Linked DNA regions of Mus musculus: regions 2 and 3 are each linked to region 1. A link is a loop called in an ENCODE intact Hi-C map of the cell type or tissue named here. Cell type or tissue: left cerebral cortex. All regions are shown on one strand. Each heading gives the region's core, and the rest is flanking DNA. Links, peaks and the distances in the headings are about the cores only.

Region 1 (7,428 bases), core at 1,302-6,301:
GGTGGAAGGGGGCAAATTACCAGGTGGGACGACTGTCTGCTCGGACCCGGAACATCCGTATTATTAACACTCTTGCAACGCAGGAGCACACACTGCAGGTGAGCTCTGGCGCCTGGGGACGTACTAGAGGAACCAGAAATCATTTCTGGGAGTTAACACGACAGAGGAAAGCAGATGGTCCTGGTACCCAGAGTTGGAAATTCCAGAAGTATGTTTGTATTACAGCTCCCTCAGTCTCCTTCATAGCTCTAGGCCAGCATCTTGGTGGTGGTCCTTGGAAGGGTTTATATGCTGTTATGGACCCATTGTAAATGAGAGACACCAGCTTTGACTCTATTGAGTCATTTATTTGTTAGAAGTGATAGGACTTGGTGTCTTTATAGTATGCTGTAGCATCAACTTTCCTTACCTGGGACTGTGGGATGCCTGAAGAGTGCTATCTGGTAATGGAGGCACTCTGATTCAAGCTCTGTCATTTCTGGTGACTGATTCTCTTCTTTTTTTTTTTTTTTTTTTTTTTTTTAAGATTTATTTATTTATTATATGTAAGTACACTGTAGCTGTCTTCAGACACTCCAGAAGAGGACGCCAGATCTTGTTAGGGATGGTTGTGAGCCACCATGTGGTTGCTGGGAATTGAACTCAGGACCTTCAGAAGAACAGTCGGGTGCTCTTATCTGTTGAGCCATCTCACCAGCCCCGACTGATTCTCTTCTATTATTATTATTCCCAGTTTCCTTAGAGCAAATCCTGAAAGATCTAGGTTTAAGGACCCTTCTGGCCTTTGGAGTGTGTGTGTGTATCTGTGTGTCTGTTCCAAGCAGAATTCTAGAGGTGGACACTTCTGTATTCTTCAGGTGGGGGCTCAGGAATCAATGTGGGAAATCCTACACCGCTATCTCCCCTATAATGCACATGCTGCCAGCTACACATGGAAATACGATGGGAAGAATTTGAACATGGATCAAACCCTGGAAGAAAACGGGATCCGGGATGAGGAAGAAGAGTTTGACTATCTTAACATGGATGGTAAACTTCACACACCTGCAATACTGCTCTACTTCAATGATGACCTCACAGAGCTCTAGGAAAGGAGATGTGCGTGTAGACTCAAGATGTTGGAGTTTGCCTCTTTCTGTGCCTTGAGGGAAAGAGGTGTGGGTCTGTGGGGCCTGGCCTACACCTCTGTTCCCTTCTGAGAATCAGTCCGTGGTTCTTGGGCCTTTCTGACATGCAAGGGCCTTATCCCTGGCTCCTTTGTTCATGGGTGATTTGCTCAAAGAGTATTAGAGGGGTCCTAGAAAGAATCCCTGTAAGAGAGCTAGAGTCTCTCAGGAATATGAGGAGGAAGTAAGGCTCAGGCAAAACTTTTTAGTAGTTAGAGACACAGTGACGAAGGGATGGAAGAACTTTTTTGGCAAAGGTGAGAATGTGATGTAGGAAGGTGAGATTTACAAAGACAGGATTTGGAAATTAGCATCACCAATCATAGGTGGGTGGCTGACTTCTTCTCTAAAGGTCTTTACTAGTTGGTGCCCCAGGAAACGTGAATGCAGTTAATTTAGGATTGAGATTTTGCTGGAGTTTTACACTGTTCAACTCAGCTATCCTATAAGGTGACTACATTATTCTTAATTAAGACTAATTATCTATTTCACAGATAATTCCTTAGGAATTTCCCAAGGTTCTGTAGCACAAGTGCACATTGTCAGTTACGGCAGAGCCACAGTGCCCAAGCCTGCCGAGCTCTGAAAGTCAGGCATTTTCCAGTGTAAAGGAGCATCCTCAGTAGCCTTGCCTAGTGCTCGCGCATTTCCGACGGCTGCTCTCAAACCCTGTGTTTGGAATGTGAGCTTGTCCTAGGCTTGTTGCCTGATGGGGATATGTCAGCCTATTGTGTACTCAATATTTGTTGTGTTTGAAGGGAGTTAAGAGAGTACTCTAGAGACAAAGGCAGGGAAGGCTAAATTTCAGCCAAGCACTGGCAACTGAGGCTACTTCCTTGTTGATATCATAGGATTTCTGACTGTTTGGGTGCAAGAAGATAGGTATTTCCTGACTCTATGAAAAACCAGAATGGAGAAAGGGCCTGTAGCTCAAGACATTGTAGTGAGGGACCCACAAATGGGTACCTTTTTTTTTCCAGTAGGCCTTGCCACTAACAGACAACAAGGAAGACAGTTGGATTTGTCAAATGGTGACCCTAAAAGAGGTTTGTTGGGGTCAGAAGAGGGGAGCTAAGAGAGGCACACAGCTCTCATGGTGACTGACTTCATCTGGTTCCCTTTATCCCTAACAGAGGAAGGGAATTAAGACTAACAGACAAATAGTGCCAGGCGTGGTGGCTTTAATCCCAGCACCGGGGAGCAGAGACAGGTGGATTTCATGATTTCCAGGCCAGCCTGGCCTACAGAACAAATGCCAGGACAGCCAGGGCTACACAGAGAAAACCTGTCTCAAAACAAAACCAAAACAACAACATAGTAACTGGTAAGTGAACATCCCTGCAGCAGCCACAGGCAAGTAAGAGTCAAGGAGCTTGCATCTTCCCAGTGGTGGCCTGGGACGCAGGGTGCGGTGCCACGACCTCCATGAGACACTGGGTGGGACACACTGTCTTCTGAGAAGGTGACTGTAGGAAGCTGAGCTGAGGTGGGGCTCAAACTCCGGATTTCAGCGATTTCTTAATCTGCTGATGCTGAAGTCGTTCACTTAGTCCCATGCAACCTAAGAGTCCATAAATTGTTTGGATCCATCAATCGTGATATTTAGTAAGCTCATAAATGATCTTATTTAAACTATTTGAGAGCCAAAGCCGTTTCTTCCATGACATCCTGAGGGAATGCTCTGGGGTGTGCTCATTTGACCAAGCTTGTCTCTTTTCCAGGACATCCCACTTGTAGATTATTTTCCTGGGATGGGGTGGGGGTGTGTCTCATGTCGGGGGTGTGTGACTCATTATGTAGCCCTGGCTCGCCAGGACTCAGAGGTCACTTGCCTGTTCACAACTTCTTGTTAGACACACACTCCTTTCCCTGTATACCCAAGCACTCATCAGCTCCATCTCTTTGGAATCCGTCCTTTTGTCTAACAGAATAACCATCTTTGGTACTGGGAAACTTCCTGATGCCCATTTTCTACTTCTGCCTTCACAAACTTAAGTATCTTACTTTCTGCCTCGGATCTTCAGTGGGTTTCTCGTGCTTTTGGAATAAAGCCCTAAATTCAAGAAGCCTTGCGCAAGTCAGGCCCTGCCTTCCTCGCCCCCTCACAGTCCTTGTCCTGCAAGCCGTGAGGTCTCCTCCTGCCTCAGTTAGCAGAGAAGCTGTTCTCAGCCCACCACACCCTTCTGCTTTGCACCTTGAGAATCCTAACTAGTCAGTTTTTTTTCTTTGTCTTTTTTGGCCCCACTTTAGCAGTATGCATTTTCTCTATGTTCTTATTATCACTTTAAAACTGTGTAGACAGAGCCGGGCAGTGGTGGAGCACGCCTTTAATCCCAGCACTCAGGAGGCAGAGGCAGGCAGATTTCTGAGTTCAAGGCCAGCCTGGTCTACAGAGTGAGTTCCAGGATAGGCAGGGCTACACAGAGAAACCTTGCCTTGAAAAAACAAAAAAACAAACAAAAACAAAACCCACAAAAAACAAACTGTGTAGACTGGGTGAAAATGGCTGGCTGGCTGCTAGATTGTAAGCTCATGAGGGCAGAAACCTCATTCCTTTCTGTATTCTCATTGCTGAACACATAGCTGCTGCTCAATAAATACGACTGAATGAGCTCAGAATTCATCTGCAATAACTAGTGGGTCTGATGTGTCTTGAAGGCAAGGTGGGACTGAGAGACAGAAGCATGCCTGGCCCTATTCTGTGGTCTCAACCTACAGGCGTGGTTTTATTTCTTTCCTGCCACAGAGCCAAGGACTCAAAAATGACCAGTTGAGCCGGGCGGTGGTGGCGTACGCCTTTAATACCAGCACTTGGGAGGCAGAGGCAGGTGGATTTCTGAGTTCGAGGCCAGCCTGGTCTACAAAGTGAGTTCCAGGACAGCCAGGGCTATACAGACAGAGAAACCCTGTCTCAAAAAACCAAAAAAAAAAAAAAAAGACCAGTTGTGGGTAATCTGCTTGTGATTTCCTCTATGACCACCAGGTGGCTCTAATGACTAAAGATTGAGGATAGTAGGGCTGTGACACCAACGTCGGAGAAGTTAGAAGGGGCCACAGAGGGGAGGTCCGGGAGGGCAGTAGGAAGAAAACCTGCATGACCACCACTCTGTTAGCATAAAGTTTATGCCTGATTTTATTTTTTTTCCATAAATACATAAGTACTTTAAGAAGTCACATACGGGGCTAGGGAGATGGCACAGCGGTTAAGAACATTGACTGTTCTGTAATCTACATGTACACATTTTAAGAAAAAAATCTTTTTTAAAAGGTCATTTATTGGGTGGGGTGAGTGGCGGGCTTGGAACGGGGCTGTGTGCACAGCTGGGGCTGGGGCTGAGTAGCCAAGCATTGTTAGAGGGGCGGGTGGGTGTGGCCTGAGGTGTACTTTAGAGATGAAAGGAGGATATCATGTTTTGTTTTGGGCCAGGGCTAGATTTAGTCCCCTTTGGCCTTCACAGGGGAAAGAGTACATCTTCCAAGCTGCAGCCTCAGGCTCCAGTGTTGGGTAAGACGACTGGTCGGGCCGAAGTACTGACTTAGGCAGGTTTTGAGACAGTCGCACTATGTAATCCAAGCTGGCATCAAACTCCCCATCCTTCTGTCTCAGCCTCCTGAGTCCCGGGTCTGTAGGCATGTACCCCCGTGCCCAGTGTCTTATGATCAAAAGCAACCTGGGGAGGAAAGGGTTTTTTTAAGCTTACAGTTGTAATCCACCATGAAGGGCAGCCAGGGCAGAAACTCAAGGCTGGAAGCCATGGAAGACTGCTGCTTCCTGGCTTGTTCCCCGTGGCTTGTTAAGCAATTGGCTCAGGGCTGGCACCACTCCCAGTGGACTCGGGCTTCCAATACCAGTCATTCATTTTAAAATGCCCTACTATGGCATCTTCTCAACTGACGCTCCTCTTCCTAGATAACTCTGGTGGTGTCAAGGTGGCAAAAACAACACCCAGGACACCTGGCTAGCTGTGTCTAAGGTACTAGAGGTACACTGAAAACCAAAGCTGATGTGTGAATGAGTGAGGGGACCATTGAAGGGGCAGGAGGGGTAGACATATGAGGAACAAGATGTCCAATTGGTTTATTAATACCCATTGCTTATTTTGTTATGAGGCCTTTCAGTAGGCGCTGTCTTGTTCTAAAACTGGATATTTGACATGAGGAATATGTGACTCATGTTTCAAGCTGAGATCTGGAAAGCAGAGAATATGGGTATAGGGATAAGTCCTTTTGGGGTAACTGTTTCGTGTGTATTGGAAGGAGATGGGTAAAGAACAAAATGTTAAGAGCAGTTGTCCTCAGCAAATCATAGCCCCTTCAAAGGACCCAATTGTCAGTTTTCTACAAACTGGTGGTGACACACTTCATTGGGGATAATAAGCATATATTCCTTGAAGGTAAAATACCAATTAGAAAAAGGCTCTACCTCATGGCAAGTAGCCCGGGCCATCTTGAACCTTTCTAAATATATATGCCTGTGTGTGTATGTGTGCACGCATGTGTGCTATTTAAAAAAATTTTTTTTTCCATCAGATTTCCCAAAGAGCCCAAACCCCTGCCTACAGTAGCAGTTGCACTCATACAAAAGTAACAGGACTTTAAAAGCCTGAGAAGTCACAAACAGGGTGTCTGGCACCATCTTTTTTTTTTTTTTTTTTTTTTTTTTTAATCTGTAAGTACAAAGCAGCTGTCTTCAGACACTCCAGAAGAGGGCATCAGATCTCATTATGGATGGTTGTGAGCCACCATGTGGTGGCTGGGATTTGAACTCAGAACTTTCGGAAGAGCAGTCAGTGCTCTCAACTGCTGAGCCATCTCGCCAGCCTGCCTGGGACCATCTTAATGATCGGTGTCAACCCATATCACATCTGCTGTGTTCCTTCAACAGGAATTCCTAATTTTTTTGGTTTTTCGAGACAGGGTTTCTCTGTATAGCCCTGGCTGTCCTGGAACTCACTTTGTAGACCAGGCTGGCCTCGAACTCAGAAATCCTCCTGCCTCTGCCTCCCGAGTGCTGGGATTAAAGGTGTGCGCCACTACACCCAACTCTCTCCTAGAGTTTTTTTGATCTGGTTGTGTCTTGTAGCCAAGGCTCAAATGTTTCTGGCTCATTTAGGCTGGAGACTATATAAGGCCCAGGCATGACATCTGGATAAGGTTGCTGCATCCATATTCAAAGGTGATCTAGTGGAGAGCACACAGTTGTGTTGTTACTAGAACAGCATCCTATGACAGGTCAGCGAGAGTGCATGAGGAGTGCAAGAAAGCAGAGCCTGAAACCTAAGGGACCCAATGGTCCTCCTCTCAGAGACCAAACAGATATGCAAAGTACTGGGCATGGGTACTGTAAGCACATAGGAAACACTATAAAACAAAGCTCAAGTGTGAATAAATGAGGGGGCACTGATAAATGGGGTCAGAAAAGACTGTCAAGGGACTGCTCCAACCACATGTCTTCCTGGCCCAGAGCTGTGCTATCTAGTGCCCTCAGAGAATACTGCTCAGTGGGAACTCAGCTGTCCACCCAGATCATCCCTGTGTGCCCAATAATCGTACAGTGCCTGGCCCAGGATTTTAACAAGGAAGTGCTCATGTCAGGAATGAACATTACTAGTGTGAGGAGCTGGCTCAGCAGTTCAGAGCACTTACTGCCCTTGCAGAAGACCAGGGTTCAATTCCCAGGACCCGAATGGTAGTTCACAAGCATCCATAACTGCAGTTCCAGGGGACTTGATGCTGTCTTCTGGCCTGAGGGGACTAGCACACAGTGGTGCGCATACATCCTTGCAGACAAGGAATTCACACATATAAAATAAATCAGAAACAGTTTAGGAAGCGTGAAGTTACCGTACAACTCCTACCTTTAAGTCCATATGAACCCAAGAGCAAAGTGTCCCTTCCTAGCCAGTTCCTTCCCCTGATTGACAGTCTGGATAGGAAGTGAGAGGCGCACTGATGAACTGCCTGTCTTTCTTAGGGCTTTACTACTGTGAACAGACACCATGACCAAGGCAACTCTTATAAGGACAACATTTAATTGGGGCTGGCTTACAGGTTCAGAGGTCCAGTCCATTATCATCAAGGTGGAAATATGTTAGCATCCAGGCAGAAATGGTACAGGAGGAGCTGAGAGTTCTACATCTTCATCTGAAGGCTGCTAGCAGAATACTCACTTCCAGGCAGCTAGGATGAGGGTCTTAAAGCCCACGGCCACAGTGACATACCTATTCCAACAAGGCCACACTTCCAAATAGCGCCACCCCCT
Region 2 (7,428 bases), core at 1,562-6,561, 67 kb after region 1:
AAGGGTCTCAGTCCAAAGAAACCAAACCCAGTGGGCTGATGGGGCGGACAGTGCTATCCCATAGCAGAGGCCCTAGGAATATTGTTGAAAGAACAAGTGAACAAAGGCGATTGACCCTAGAGCCACTGTTCAGTGCCTCCGTTCCCTCCTATTATCTCTGCCTTCTGGTTTCCTCTTCCTGGGTGAGGTCCTGCCTGTGTCTGAGTCGTCTCTGTGATGCGTGGAGTAGTGGGATTTGAAAAATGTGGCTGATTGTGGTGACATGTAAACCAACTCAGGCACGTTGATGAGGTCAGTAAAGGCAGCAGCAGGGATGGGGGGGGCTTTGACAGGAAAGTCCAGCTCTCTCTCTTCCTCTCTTCATTGACCTCTGAGATTGAACTAGAGACCCTCCTTCTTTTTCCAAGGCACAGATTAAACAGCCCTACTTCCTAGTCAGGGCTGCTACAGGGAGAAGATTGGATACTTCGGAGGACAAAGGTGGGTCACATTAATGACCTCAGCTCATTCCCAAGCAAAAGTGCTCCCCACCCTCCTTCTGAGAGTCTCTGGCCGGTAGTCCTCTGAGTTAAAAGTAAAATTTTCACAACCCTTCCCGCCAACTCTTGTCTTACAGCATGAGGGCGAAAGATGTGGTCCATCCTTTCAAATGTCCCTTCCCTCTCTAGGGCCCTGATCCTACCCTGGAAAGGTTGAGGGAGACTGGCTTCGGGGCTGGTGGGGGCAATATCTGGGTCAGGCGCCCCAACCGGCCAGAGTGAGATGCTGTTTCCCTCCCTCCTCTCCCCAGGACGCCAACCCAAGGACACTCCATTGGAGGGGGTGGGGGGAGCAGCCTGGAGATCCAGGCGTTCCCCGCTTTTTTACGGGTAAGGAGGACAACTCAGGGGCATCGTTTAGGTATGACAGGACTCTGTCAACCTTGGTAAACTTGATTTCAAAGTTGGGGGAACTAACAGAGGAAGAGAGTGAGTGCGTGTGAGAGAGAAGAGGGGGGGGTGAGCCAGACCTTTAAGCTAAGTTTGAAGGGGTCTTAGGCGGCTAACCCAGAAAGCCTCAGGGGTCCCAAAAGAGGAGCATATGGATAGGCTGCCCGGCCACCCCATACCTGTATTTCATGCCAGTGCCTCGGCCGGTGCTCTCTCGAAGGGCCCCAGCAGGTGCTGGGGGTCTAGGGACCACTGCAGCTCGTGACTTCGAGCTCGGTCCTCCACCCCCCGGAGGGTTCCCATGCCCTCCGCCCACTGGCCCTCCATTACCGCCCCCAGGACCGGGCCGGGGTCCACAGAGACGGTCCTCACTGCTCCGGCTGCGAAGGTTCTGCTCGGTACACGCGATAGACACCTGCATGCCGGATGGCCAGGGCGGGGGAGGGGGCTCCGAGGGAGCGGGAGGAGGGAGCCGGGAAGTCCGAGGGCAGACACCGGTGTGGTGGTAATAGCGCGATCGCAGGGAGAGCGGGAAGGCTGAGAAGGCTGCAGCTAGAGCCGCCAAACGGGATCGGGCCCGCGGGGGCGGGCTGTTGGAGGTCGCGGGTCTTGCGGTGGGAAAGGAAAACCGTGGGGTCGCCCGGAGTGGTGGGTATTCGGGTGCTGGGAGCTGTGATGAAGGGATTGGGAGGATAAACGGGTAAGGATAAAGAAAAGTCGAGGACGGTCTTCAAGGATAGCTACCCAGGAACAAGGGGTAGCAAAAGACGGGTGCCACTTCAGCTGGAACCGCTGCGGGACCGCTGTGCTCCCAGCCGCGTCGGCAGCAAGCCCAGCTCATTAACATTCAGGCCACGCCCCTTCATCTGCATGGAGCCGCCTGCCTCTGAGTAGAACACGCTGCTCATCTGCATAAGCTCCGCCTGCAGAAGCTCCAGAACTTAAATAATCAGTGTGCCTTGCCCAGAACATCCCGTTTTAGGAACGGGGTTCTCACTTTCTGTACTTGAATCGTGTCCGCTTTCATTCCGGTCAGTGGTGTGCACTCGAGAGGGCGTTTTTTGTTCCCCGAGAAAACTAGATTTGGAGACATTGTCACAGCTAAAGGTAAGACAGGATGTGTGTACTACATCTATCAAGTGGTAGCAAAGGTTGCTGCTAAAATTCTAAAACACAACAAAGTATCCAGCTCGAGAGAAATCTGCTGGGAAAACCTCTTTATAGGCTTCAGGGATGTGTGGCTACCCTAGTTCTCATTTTTGTGTGAGTCACACTGGGAGGGGCCACAGGAACTCACACTCAGGCAGCAGAGGGTGACAAAAAGTTTATTCAGTTTATTCTGTGTTTCTCACAGAGTCAAGCAGGGATAAAACTGGCGTAGACTCCTGTGAGCTTCATTCTTATGACTTGAAGGCAGTGGGTGGTAGGCCTTCGGGGGAAAGCTCTCGGAGACAGGTAGATGGAAGGGCTCTCAATGTAACAAGTGAGATGGGCCCAGGCAGTCACAGGTTCTTCTGAGGGGTGAGGTAGATGTTTCAGCCAGCTCTGGCAGAGAAGAAGGGCAAAGATCGGACATAGGAGTCTAGCCGGGATCGAAAGAGCTCACTTTGCACAGTTTGTCCCAGCGGGCACAGAGGATTCTTCACAACAAACTCCACATACAGCTGCGAAAAGGAGGGTGTGTGAGCCTGATGTGAGACACTTTTCATTTTCAATCTCAAACATGGTGTAATCTCGAGAATATAAGAATACACGGGTGGGGTTGGGGTGGAGAGAGCTCAGGAATTAAGAAAGCATACTACTGCTTTTGCAGAGGTTAGTCAGAGCCTAGCACCCATGTTGGTCAGCTCACAACTGCCTGTAATTCTCCAGAGGATCTGTCCTCCACAGACACTTGTGCTCATGTGCACACATACCCTCTACACAATACATATAATTAAAATAAGAAATACATCATTTATAAAAAAAAAACCCAAAAACCTGCACAAGCTCTCCCTTAGAGAAGCTATTACTGTTTAAGGAGCTAAAGGCTCTGGAGAAAACTGAGTTCAACAGGGATGTGATACAGAAGGATAAGGGCAGAAAACCCGAGGGACTCCTAGGGCTCTAGGAGGAAAAGGGTTCCTCTACTGACACTGACCGCACTGTAGATATGGTGTAGAACATCTCGGATAGGGCCCACGCCCAAGTCAGTATTCATGACAACCTTGATTCCAGTGGGAGTCTCGTAGTAATGGAGTTTGTAACGGCTAGTTTGGAAAGACAGAAAGCCATCCTTCCTGCAGAAATGAGTATTCAGACAGGAGTGAAATCACTCCCAAAGAAATATTTGTGATGCCCTCAAGGTCAACTCCTTCCTATTCATATAGATAGTTTGTAGCAGGTTCATTGAGTAAAAACACCTCCGGTCATCCCCACCCCCGATGTAATTGCAACTGCCTTCACTCTCTCCCCACTTTCAGACCATTCCTGTATCCGCTCCTGCCAGCTTCAAGATTCTCGATCCAGATTCAGCCTCTCTAAAACACACCCTCCCCTCTTTGGGGCCACACGCCACTTCCATTCCAAAACAATATCTCCTGTTCCCAAGGCTGGCTAGCTAGCCCTCCCTTCAACACCCCTCTAAAACCACCGTACATGTCTAGCGGGGACATCTTGCTGACAAACGAACGAATGGAGAAGAGCATTCCATACATCAGCTTGTACTCCTGGAGGGAGAGGTGGTAGAATTAGATCTCGGTTATGGAGGGGGGACAGGATGGGAATAGGAAGGACTTGGGATTTGGAGGAAGAGGACTGGACTGGGACTATGTGCATTTGGGGATTCGCTGGGACCCTCCGATCACCTCTTCCTTAGGGATCCCTGCTTGCTTCTTGCGGTGCCACTCGCTGTAGTGTAGACACACTCCATTCCGGTCAAAAAGGTACAGATTGTGGACAGTCATCTGCAAGATAAAGAGCCTCGCTCAGTGGCTGGTACCCAACTCTCTAGAACCTGATTCTTCAGCCAGGTGGGAACCCCACCCCCGGACTCACCGGAATTGCTCTGAAAGAGGGTGACAAGCTACTTCCGGTTTATAAAGCCCAGCTGGGTCGTAAGCGGCAACCTCAAGAACCCTTAACTCCGCCCCGATAGTCTTACTAGACTCCGCCTCCCTCCTGAAGCCAATCCGTGGTCGCCGATGCCGCGCGCATGCGTGCCCACGTTCCCGGGCCTCTGAAGCCCAGTGATGTGCGGGGAGCTTGGTCTCGCGGGCGGGTGACGTAATTCGGTTGGAGGCGGGATTGCAAGCGGTGGGCGGGAGGCTGCCAACGGTTTTGCAAGCTAGTGTCGCGCTAGGGAGGTTGGCCTTTGGTCTTTCTCTGTGGAGGTTATGGGGCTTGGGGGACAGTCCTCCTCATCTTGGGAAACCAGGGCCGACATGCTCAGAGTAGTCGGAGCCAGGTGGTTGCGGTAGAGAATACCAGGCGGCTGGTTGCCGGGTGTATGTCTGTGCGCGCGCGCGCCCCTTTTATTGAGATTTCTTAGGGTGGGATAGGGAGGAATTCTATGGACCTCTGCTGTGGCTTTTTTTTTATCAGGAAGGATTAGAGGGGAAATCCGAGGAAGTCGACTCTGGGTGGGACAGGTGAAGAAAGGGCGAAACGGGGGTGTTGTGGCATTGAAGTCTTGCCTCTTTCTTCACTAAAACCAATTGGGGGACATACATTGGGCCAGCTTTGGTTTGAGGTCTGTTTCAGTTTGCACATTTTGAGTGTGGGGAAAAAAAAAAGCTAACCATGGTTAACCCGTGCCGAAACTGATTTGCAATTTCCAGGACCCTAGTTAGGAGGAAGGAACTGCAGCGGTTCTGTCTCCCTGCATGCAGGTCTTCTGACCATTCCCCTGACTTTCTGCCTTGCACATCCGCTTTTAACCGTTCCCAGGAGTTGGGAGAAAGAATGTGTTTGCCCTCTCCATGGTCTCTGGAGTCAGTGGACACTCCTCTAACCAGAAAGCTCATTTGTTGAGGACCCAAAGTGTCTTCCTCCCTTCCAAATCTTTCTTCTTTGTGAACTTATCCACAAGTTTGGACCCCTCTCAGAACTGAGGCAGGAGTTCCCAGTCCCCTGCTGAGTCCAGTTGTCTCTTCACTGTACATGGCGACAGCAGCCCCCAGTCCCAGTTCTCCTCTCCGACCTGAGGACCTCCTGAGCGATTCGTCAGAGCCTCCTGGGTTGAACCAGGTGTCCTCCGAGGTGACCTCCCAACTGTATACTTCTTTGCATCTCAGCCGCCAAGCTGAGGCCACGGCCCGGGCCCAGCTGTATCTAGCTCCCACCTCCTCACCTCCTAACGAGGGCTTAGACAGCTTGGCTCAAGAACTGAGTCGCAGCTTGTCCGTTGGATTGGAAAACAACTTGAAGAAAAAGGTGAGAGAGGTGCGTCTTGGAGATCTCTCGGGTGTTAGAAAGCATTAGGTTCCTGGGCTTTCAGGTTAGCTTTGCTGTGGCTTGCGTCTATTAATTAGATTTAAACGATCTCCTCCAAGCACACAGGGCTTTCATGCTTTTTTCTCACAGAAGATACTTTTGAGGGAATGGCATAAACCTATAATTTGGGAAGTTATGACGGTTCCTAGGGTTTTGCTTTGTTTTTGCATGTTTTTGTTTGGACAGACACCTGCCCCTGTAGAGTAGCTTGGTGTCCTAGAAGTGGGGAGTAGGTTTCTTGAACCCAAGTGAGAACTGGAGACTTAAGGACAGCTGCAGCACACGTGAAGATCCTGTCAGCTCGAAATTCTTGTGATTTTGTGGTATGCAAGTCACTGCACATGCATGTGTAGGAAGATAGTTGTACCAAAGGAAAGGATACCTGCTGTGCGGACTGGCGAGAGTCCAGAGTGTGGGATCCGGTAGGCACAGCTGCACCAGGCTTAGACAGGCCATCTGCTCCTCAGTTGACAGCAGTCCCCCTCCAGCCTTGTTTTAAACCTGCTACTTCATTCACTTACTCCCCTTCTGGCCTCTGTAAACATTTGGGGTTTGGGGTTCAAGGTGAAGCCGGGTTTGAGTGCCTTCCTTAGTGTTCTAAGGCCCATTTGAAAATTCTATCCTGGTAGTGCGTAGAATGCTGGTGACACTGGTTAAAATGTCACTTCTGTGGGCTTTCTTTTTTCTCCCCCCTAGGATGGGTCTAAGCACATCTTTGAGATGGAAAGTGTTCGGGGTCAGCTCCAGACCATGCTCCATACCTCCCGTGATACTGCCTATCGTAAGTCAGCTCAGCTATGTAGCGCTCTAGAGGAAAGCTGAGGTGTAGGGGCAGGAGAAGGTAAGCAGGAGCTCTTGGAAGAGGGCTGGAGCGATGGCTCAGCGCTTAAGAGCACTGACTGCTCTTCCAGAGGTCCTGAGTTCAATTCCCAGCAAGCACATGGTGGCTCACAGCTATCTGCAATGAGATCCAGTGCCCTTTTCTTATGTGCCTGAAGACACTCACATTAAATAAATAAATAAGTAAATAAATAAATAAATCTTTAAAAAAAAAAAAGAAAAGAAAAGACGAGAAGAAAAAGTGCCCATTCTCTGGGAAAAGATTTGGGGAGTGGAGAGCTGAACTGGAAGGGCCTCTTTTTTTTTTTTTTTAAATGGCCGCTGTTCCTACTTGGTTCTTACTTTGGAGTCTCTTGGGCCCTCATTCTAGGAACTGGTTCAGAGAGACGGGAAGAGGACTCCTTTGACAGTGATAGCACAGCTACCTTGCTCAAGTGAGTGCTCCTGGGGTGGTTCTGGCCCCACTTGCTCTCCTCCCACTCCCTACTTCCCATCCCCTCCTGTGCACTTCCTAGAGATCTAGAATCTTGTCGCTGGCTTTTCTTCTTTCTCTCTTCCTTCTGGAACCTGGGCAGTAGCTGTCTAGTCGTTGGCTCTCTCTGTCCTCAGCCCATTTTTTCCTAGAAGAGTAAGCTTGTATCTGCTGTTATTAGGCCTCATTGTAGGGGAGTGGTTGGAGGAAGGGACCTCACAGAGAATCCTCTGTCCTGTTGGTGGCTCCACTTTTTGGTTCTCTGCTATATAGAATACCACAGTAGGATCAGTGGGTCTCAAAGTTTTGCCCAGTCTTGACATTCTCTCTCTGGCTTGCTCAGCACCCGGCCTCTGCAAGACCTGTCTCCATCCAGCTCTGCCCCGGCACTGGAAGAGTTGTTTCCCCGCTACACTAGCCTTCGGCCCGGCCCCCCCACCAACCCCCCAGATTTTCAGGGGCTGAGGGATGCACTGGATGCAGAGCTTACACGCAGAAAGGTGAGAGGCATAGGCTTGCTTCTGAAGGTGGCAAGGTTAGAAATGAGGGGCCTTGGGTAGAGAAGCAAGTCTGATGGATAAGCCTGAGGACTGGGACTAGCACTGTGCTCTCGGGCGTCTTCAGAGAGGCCCTCAGGGACTGGCCTGTCTAATGTTCCCCCACACACTCCTGCTTAGAGTTCTCAGATCCCCGACTCCCCTCATACAACTTGTC
Region 3 (7,428 bases), core at 1,562-6,561, 120 kb after region 1:
GTGCTGGGGTTTTTGTTAGCCTGTGGTGTCTAGCAGGGGTATTGTCACTCCTTTATAGGACAACTCCATTTAAAGTCTTTTCTATATGTCTATGTATATTAGGAAGCTTCTACAGTAGCAGGTGTCCATATGGCTTTTCAAAAGGCCACAGTGTCAGTGTAGCCCTCCCCTGTTTCCCCCTCTATCCTGAGCCCTCCCACCTCCCGCCCCATTTAACCCTTTCTGTTCTATTATTCCCCTTTAATCCTTTATACCACTGCCTTCCATCTCGCCTCCCTTTAACAGAACTTTAAAAGGAACACACTTTTTACTATTTCTATTTTTTTTCACTCCTAAAGGCTCAAGTGTGAGCATAACCAATAATACTCCTGGAAAACTATTGTAAAAATACACACAGTTAATTCCATGGATACCCAAAGGGGATTCTTCATTCAAATGCTTCCTAGAAGCAATAAAAGGTTGTCTCTTTAACATGACAAAAAGACTGTTTAAAAGCAAAAGTCAGAATTACCCTTAATGGGGAACCATGAATTATTCCTCTTTAAAATGGGCACGACAAGGACCATCACCCCTATTTAACTTGGCTCTAAAAATTCTAACAAAGCTTCCGTGTTGGAGGAAGAATGATATAATCAGAGAAAAGGAAGAAAGCAAGCTGTCATGTTTTACAAGTGTTAGGGGATGCTCAGAGAACCAAGGTGCAGCACCAGTGAGCTCGGACGGAGCGTCTGCCATTGATATCCCTCTTTCTTTATCCTTTAGGAAAACACCATGATTTTATTGCTAAGTCCCATAAATACCTTTTTAAATGTATGAGTGCTTACCTGCATGCATGTATGTGTACCGTGTGTGTACCTGAGATTCCCTGTAACTGGAGTTAACAGATGGTTGTGAGACACCATGTAGGTGCTGGGAATTAAACACAGGTCCTACACGTGCTCTTAACTACTAAGCCAACTACTCTCCAACTCTTACATTTTTTTTAAAAAAAGATTTCATACAGTGTATTTGATCATTAGGGTCTTACTGTCATATTTGGGGGGGGTAAATGAGAGGGTTGGTGATAGTTTGTGATTCTTGAAGGTCTGTGCGATCCCATTAGCCAACAAGTCAAAAACAAGTAAACACTCCTGGTAATGGAGACTTTCCTTGCTAGCACATAGTGTCTAGCTGGGGTATTGCCCTCCCCTTCCTCTGTTGTTTTCTGGTTGGCATGGAGTTAGCCAGCCCCACTTTCTACTGTTCTTTTATCTCTTTACTTTTTTTTTGTCTCCTCCTCCTCCTCTCCTTCTCCTCCACTTCTTCCTCTGACAGAATCTCTTCAGGAAGTGTGGGCTGCCCTCAAATTTGTGATGCCTGTGTGACCATCTCCAGTATTAGAGCCCCAGGCATGTGCCATCACACTCAGCGTCTTCATTTTCTTTGATGATGCCCTAAACCAGCTAACTAGCTGCCTGGGAGGTATAGGAAGTCATTTTAAATTTAGGGAATGAAACAAATGCCCAGATCCTGGTATATGATATTAAATCAGTTACCATGATTCAGGCATGGGATCCTTAGCTAATCAATCACACCTTCTGGCTTCCAGATTGCTGTAGTTAGACTTTGCTTTATCTTAAACCACATGATATCCTCATTGCTTGTGATTCTGCGGTGAGTGGGTCTCTCTCTCTATGTAAGCGTTTCTTCTCGGGGATTTACAGGCAGTGAATCTGAAGGCTCAGCTATGCTGTATGGTGGGTCAGTCGCCTGCGGGATCTGATGCCATCTGCAGATAAAACTGGACTGAGTCAGAGGACACTGGTCTGCGGAAGGACTGATGTATCAGGTAAAGGAAACCAACGCCTCACATACGCCCCCTGGTGTTCTAGGTGTCTGAAGTGTTTCTCTTTACTCTGTGAGATGGTCACTGTCTTTGGAGAGGATTGCTTTCATTTAATTGTGGAGCTGTTCTGCCGGCATCTATAAGGAGATGCCGAGGGTTTAAGAACACCTTTCTCATCGAGCTACAGCTCCGTGCTCGCCAGTGCTGTAACTCTAGCTCTGTTAGGCCCTCAGTCCTTGGTGTTGCAGCTTTGGATAGCATCTTGATGGCTGTCAGGACCCATGAGTGCTTCCGGGGCAAGGGCTTACCTCTGGTCTTCGGGAGTCTCTTGTTTTTGGAAGTCTCTGCTCACAGCTCTTGCCTGGGCTCTTCTGTACCCCTCTGGGGGCGGGGTGCTAGTGTGCTTGGAACTAGCCGCCCCAGGAATCGCCTGTACTTCATGCAACTAGTTTGACCTGTTCTACCTGTGATAAAGACAAAAGATGACTAGAAAAACCCTTCTGTGATGAAATTAGGTAGTTTATAGAAGGGAGGGCTCCCAGGCTGCTAGAGAAGCATCCTTCATCTGCCAGTGCTTTTACTAGCTGTCATGGGGGCTTCTTCCTCACTGGGTTGTCACCTGTAGGAGGGGCTATCTGAAGATGCAGTGGATCTGGTCCTCTGAGGGTCCTCTGAAGCTGGCACAGCGTAGACAGAGGCTCCCAAAAGTCTCCAGTCTTAGAGTGGTAGGCAAGACAGCCATGTTAGCTCCCCTCAATGGAAAGGAAGTGTCTGTGGGATGTCTGCAACAGGTTTAAAGTCTCCTCCCAGTGTCATTGTCCAGCTTTGAATCTCCCTCAGGTAGCTACAAGGGCTTTTAACACTGTCAGTGATTGCCGTGGCCACAGCAGGATAAATAACTCAGGCGACTTGATTGTCAGCTCCCACTGCCTCTGGAAATGGCCGCAGGTCCTTCAGCAGAAGTGGCGATAGCACTCGCGGTATCAGCGGACTCAAGAACTGAGGAGATGGCTTCTGTGGTTCCTGCTCCAGCCTTCCTCTCTGTGGGTCCTGGGATCGGTGCTTGGCTTTGGCCTTGGCAGCTGCTGCTTCAGCAGGGCATTGGGAAAAGTCTGACAGCGATCAATAAGGTCTCCCATTTACCCCACCAGAGAGATTTCATCTTTTGAAAGGGGGGGGGAATGTGTGCGGGGTGCTTGTGACAAGGATTTGACCCACAGTAAAAGACTTCATCATTTTCTTTCCTGACAATTTTTAACCTTTATCCCAATAACCCAAGGGGTGGGGGAAGGGCTCTTGATCTCGGTTGTTAACCCACGCTTCTTTCTCTAGCTTTTCGGGATATGTAGTTAAAGTCTGTGACCACCCTACCACACATCGGCACCCAGAGCGTCTCTCTGCTGTCTACCTGGAACTTAGTGCCGTGCGATCGACAGCCCAGCAGCCCCCACATTTCCCTCACTTGCCTTTGCGTTACTGAGTCATACCAGGAACACTGAAGGAGAAGAAGAAAAGTTTAAGTCGCCGACTTCCTAGAAGCCAGACGACATTGTACATTGTACTCATCTCTGAACTTGCTTTTGAGCAAGCCAGGACTTCCGCTCTGGTCTGGGGTTGTTTTGTTTCCCTCAGAATTGCACCTGAACAAGAACACAAAGCAAATTTAGAAACAAGCATCTCCTGTCCTCTGATCACTGAGGCCTGCCTCCCTATCCCTGCCTCCCCCCAAAAAGAGCCGCAGGATCCTTTAAAGTAAAAGGTTCCTTACTGAGATGAAGATGGTGAGAGTCTGGGGGCCTCAGCCCAGAGAGCCCCAGGCAGACACGGACAGTATGAATGGCACCCAGAGTCCATCTCTGACTCAATTAGGCGGAATCAATCTTGTCACTGAGTTTCCAAGGAAATTCAATTAGAGGTCAAGTGTAGGAAGCCGGCTAACGGTGGCTTAAGCAGCAGACATGACAGGCGGTCGATAGCTGCCTGGGGATGAGATGGACTTCAGAGTCCCTGAGTCTGAGCGAGAGGCAGGAGCGGTCGAGGAAGAGACTCCTAAAGGACCTGACCACCCAGGGTCCAAGCCAAGTACAGAGACCGCAAAGGAAGGACCCACACGGCTCAGTTACCAGGTATTCACAGGGCATGGGAAGGGTCATCAGGACCCAGGAGGGAGCTGTGGCACCAGTGTGTGCAATCCGTATGGGCAGAAGCCTTTGTGCCCAGTCACACACAGTGAGGCTAGAAGAAAAGTCTTAACACTTGATGAGAAAGGTCGAGGTTGGGAGGTGCTGCCTCTGTTAAACTTGGAGTCGTTTCCCCCTCTAGTGGTCACGCAGATCTTTACAAGGGCACGTTGTTTGTAAATTAAAAACAAAACAAAGCCAAACAACAGAAAACAAAAAACAAAAACACCTCCAAAACCCAAAAACCAACCAACCAACCAAACAAACAAAAAACCCAGAAATTAAATAAAATGACTAAATTTAGTACAATAGACAAAAACCTTAGGCTGGGCATGACAGTGCACACCTTTAATCCAGCATTCAGAGGCAGAAGGAACTCTTGTGAGTTCAAGATTAGCTTAGGCAACATAGAGAGACCCTGTTGTTAATAATAATAGTAATAGTGCTGGAGAGGTGGCTCAGTGGTTAAAAGCACTGATTGCTTCTCCAGAGGTCCTGAGTTCAACTCCCAGCAACTACATGGTGGCTTACCACCATCTGTAATGGGGTCTGATGCCCTCTTCTGGTGTGTCTGAAGACAGCTGCAGTGTACTCATATACATTGAATAAACAGTATCTTTTTAAAAAATAATAATGGCCAGGGGGATAGCTCAGTGGGTAAGAACATGCCCTATGACTTGAATTGGACCTCTAGGACCCACACTGTAGAAGAAGGGATCTAGACACAGACAGACAAACAGACAGACATGCACACACACGGTGAGGGAGGAGATAAATACTAAAGAACTTTTAAACACATGAACAGAAGTGAAATACAAACTCAGAGAGAAATGTAAGATAAAAACCAGTAATGCCATTTTTCCCTACTTAATAGACTGGCAAAGAACCCCAGATCCAAGGTTGGACATCATACTCCGATGGTCATTTGAGAGAACCTGATAACCTTGCACTTCCCCCTTGACAGCACAAGCACACACTGTAAGGTACTCGCTTATCTATGCAGCATGACAGAAAACCTCTGAGACGCTCACAGCCACAGTGAAAACAACCCAAGTGCCGGATCCTGGGAGACTGCCTATGTGTAAGTCACATGGTGGACTAAATATAATACAGAGTGTGGGGGTGGGGGAGGAGGAAGAAGTCTGTGTACTGATTTGAGTTCCTAGGCGGCCATTACTGAGTACTGCAGGTGCGGGAGGAGAGAGGATGCGCTTGCTCGCTGCCTCTTCAACAGAAAGGAGGGGGCGGGGCAGAGCGCACACTTGGGGGAAATGTCTCTTTTACTGGAAGAGGAAAGAGAGAAGACAGGGGAGGAATTGCTGTTCCATGCCGTCCTTTTACAGCAATGTGATTCTTAAAGATATACATCTTTTTTTTTTTTTTTTTTAGTTTTTAAAATTTCCCAAGACAGAGAGATGGTCTGCAGATAGTGGGGTTGAACTTGCCCTCTGGGAATTGGGAAAACACTAGGGAATTACAAGGCAGAGAGCATTTCTGGAAACCCCTCCCCCACAGCTGGAGGCATAGAACTCAACACATTATGGAAGTGGCCTTAGCAAGAGGATTTGTTTTGGGGTCTAGGATGGAACCTGGGGTGATACTAGGCTCTGCCGCAGACACATCGCAGCCCATAGTTCTGTATTTAACATTTTAAAAATTATGTATGTGTTCTTTGCCTATATGTGTATCTGTGCACCACACAAGTGCTTGATGCCCAGGGAGACCAGAAGAAGATGTCAGATTCCCTGGAACTGGAGTTACAGATGGTTGTAAGCCACCACGTGGATATTAGGAATAGAATCCTGGTCCTCTGGAAGAACAGCCAGCGCTCTTAACCACTGAGCCAGCCTAGTTCTGTGGTTATTAAAATTATTTATTTTTCACATAGTTCCCAAGAGTAAGACTCGAGAAAAGAACACACAGACTCACTTACCAGAGGACCCACAGTACACAGGGTGAGGATAACGCCTGGAGCCAGGGTCCGGCTTCATCACGTGACGGGGTCAGGCTTCATCACGTGAGGAAACCGACCTCTTTTCTGGATGGAGTAACAGCCAATCAGAGCTGCAGCGTCTCTAGACTACAGCTACAAGAGGTCTTTTCTGCACTAGATTTGGTCCTGCCATCTTCAGAGAGTGGCCCTTGGTTTGTTTTTGTTTTCTTTTCTTTCTTTCTTTTCTTTTTTTTTTTTTTTTTTTTTTTGGTTCTTTCGAGACAGGGTTTCTCTGTATAGCCCTGGCTGCCCTGGAACTCACTTTGTAGACCAGGCTGGCCTCGAACTCAGAAATCCGCCTGCCTCTGCCTCCTGAGTGCTGGGATTAAAGGCGTGCGCCACCACGCCTGGCTGAGAGTGGCCCTTGTTAAATGACCGTGCACTACAGTGATGGAACACAAGAGCTATTCTCCCACTTCCTAGTCAGACTCAGAAGTTTTGTGGAGCCAAGGGGGTCAGTTCATCCACTCAGGTGTAAGGCAGAAGGCAAGAGGAACAGACTGGCCGCATGATGGAGAATTCTGCATTTTATGTAACTAACCAAGTTTTTGAGGAGTTGCTGGTGTTTGTTTCAAAAGTCCACTCCTGCCAAGCACAGTGGCACAGGACTTTGGGACCTCCAGCACTTGGGAGGCAGAGACAAGTGGATGGATGTCTGTGAGTTCGAGACAAGCCTGGTCTACAGAGTAAGTTCCAAGACAGCCAGGGCTGTGTAGAGATCCTATCTTAATACTCCTTCTCCCCCCAAAACCCACCTTCAGTGACCTACATCTAGGTCCTACCTCCTAAAGTTGGTCTACAGCCTTCAAAAACATTACCACCAACAGGTAAGCAGGGGTCCAAAATGTGAGCTGGAATCAAACTTTCAAATTCAAACCATATAGATTTTTAAAATTAGTTTTATAGTTAGGCAAGCCATACGAACTCAGGAAAACATGGGGTTTGGGAAAGATGAAAGATGAAACAGATGATACACCTCAGCCCAGTCTCCTGGTCTTGCTAATTTTACCTACTTGACACAAGCTAGAGTCATCTGGGGGAGGAGAACCCCAGCTGAGAAAATGCCCCTGTCAGATGGCCTGCAGGCTTGTTCACAGGGCATGAATGATTGATATGGGAGGCCCCAGCTCACTGTGGGCGGGGTCATCCCTGAGCAAGTGGTCCTGTGTGGTATGAGAAAGCAGGCTGAGCAAGCCATGAGAGCAAGCCAGTTTACAGAGTTCCCTCTCGGCAGTGTCTGCTTCAGCTCCTGCCTCCAGGTTTTTGCCTGACTTCCATGCATGATGGACTACAAATGTAAGCTGACATAAACCCTTCCCTCCCCAAGTTGCTCTTGGGTACAGTGTTTATCAAAGTACTATACAAAGCAAACTGAGACATGACCACTGTGATCTGCAACCCAAGGCAAAGGTGACAGATGTGGTTTAGAA

The links. A loop is a pair of places that touch in the nucleus more often than their neighbours do. Peaks named below come from ENCODE experiments on the same cell type or tissue, not always from the same donor. Only the 100,000 strongest peaks of a DNase experiment are listed, where the experiment ranks them.
Region 2: a loop joins it to region 1, with 4 times the contacts of the local background. A loop is called at or near these places in 12 of 42 quality-filtered maps.
Region 3: a loop joins it to region 1, with 6 times the contacts of the local background. A loop is called at or near these places in 41 of 42 quality-filtered maps.

Annotation. Positions count from the first base shown.
Region 1 is chr11:69,387,298-69,394,725 of GRCm38, reverse strand. It overlaps Cyb5d1 (cytochrome b5 domain containing 1), which reads left to right. Exons shown (of 4, transcript NM_001045525.2): 3 at 1-98; 4 at 858-3,549. The coding sequence ends at 1,088. It overlaps Gm32483 (a long non-coding RNA gene), which reads right to left. Exons shown (of 2, transcript XR_003949707.1): 2 at 7,180-7,428. Among named protein-coding and RNA genes, the nearest start is that of Cyb5d1, 4.3 kb to the left of the region's middle. In left cerebral cortex, for the core only: CTCF peaks have their summits at 3,947, 4,147 (motif pointing right) and 5,886 (motif pointing right); DNase peaks (open chromatin) are centred at 4,161, 4,643 and 5,000; H3K27ac peaks cover 533 bases.
Region 2 is chr11:69,320,604-69,328,031 of GRCm38, reverse strand. It overlaps Cntrob (centrobin, centrosomal BRCA2 interacting protein), which reads left to right and starts at 4,159. Exons shown (of 19, transcript NM_172560.3): 1 at 4,159-5,342; 2 at 6,099-6,183; 3 at 6,613-6,676; 4 at 7,058-7,214. The coding sequence starts at 5,070. It overlaps Trappc1 (trafficking protein particle complex 1), which reads right to left and starts at 4,046. Exons shown (of 5, transcript NM_001024206.2): 1 at 3,966-4,046; 2 at 3,776-3,874; 3 at 3,567-3,637; 4 at 3,070-3,208; 5 at 2,239-2,593. The coding sequence starts at 3,874. The coding sequence ends at 2,465. Kcnab3 (potassium voltage-gated channel, shaker-related subfamily, beta member 3) reads right to left here and starts at 1,774. Exons shown (of 14, transcript NM_010599.4): 1 at 1,109-1,774. The coding sequence starts at 1,350. In left cerebral cortex, for the core only: no CTCF peak of the experiment used is centred there; DNase peaks (open chromatin) are centred at 1,805, 3,459, 4,118 and 5,803; H3K4me3 peaks cover 3,369 bases; H3K27ac peaks cover 2,698 bases.
Region 3 is chr11:69,264,190-69,271,617 of GRCm38, reverse strand. No RefSeq gene overlaps it. Among named protein-coding and RNA genes, the nearest start is that of Gm40039, 5.8 kb to the right of the region's middle. In left cerebral cortex, for the core only: CTCF peaks have their summits at 1,866 (motif pointing left), 4,126 (motif pointing left) and 5,178; DNase peaks (open chromatin) are centred at 3,875, 4,069, 5,156, 5,541 and 2 more places; H3K27ac peaks cover 1,612 bases.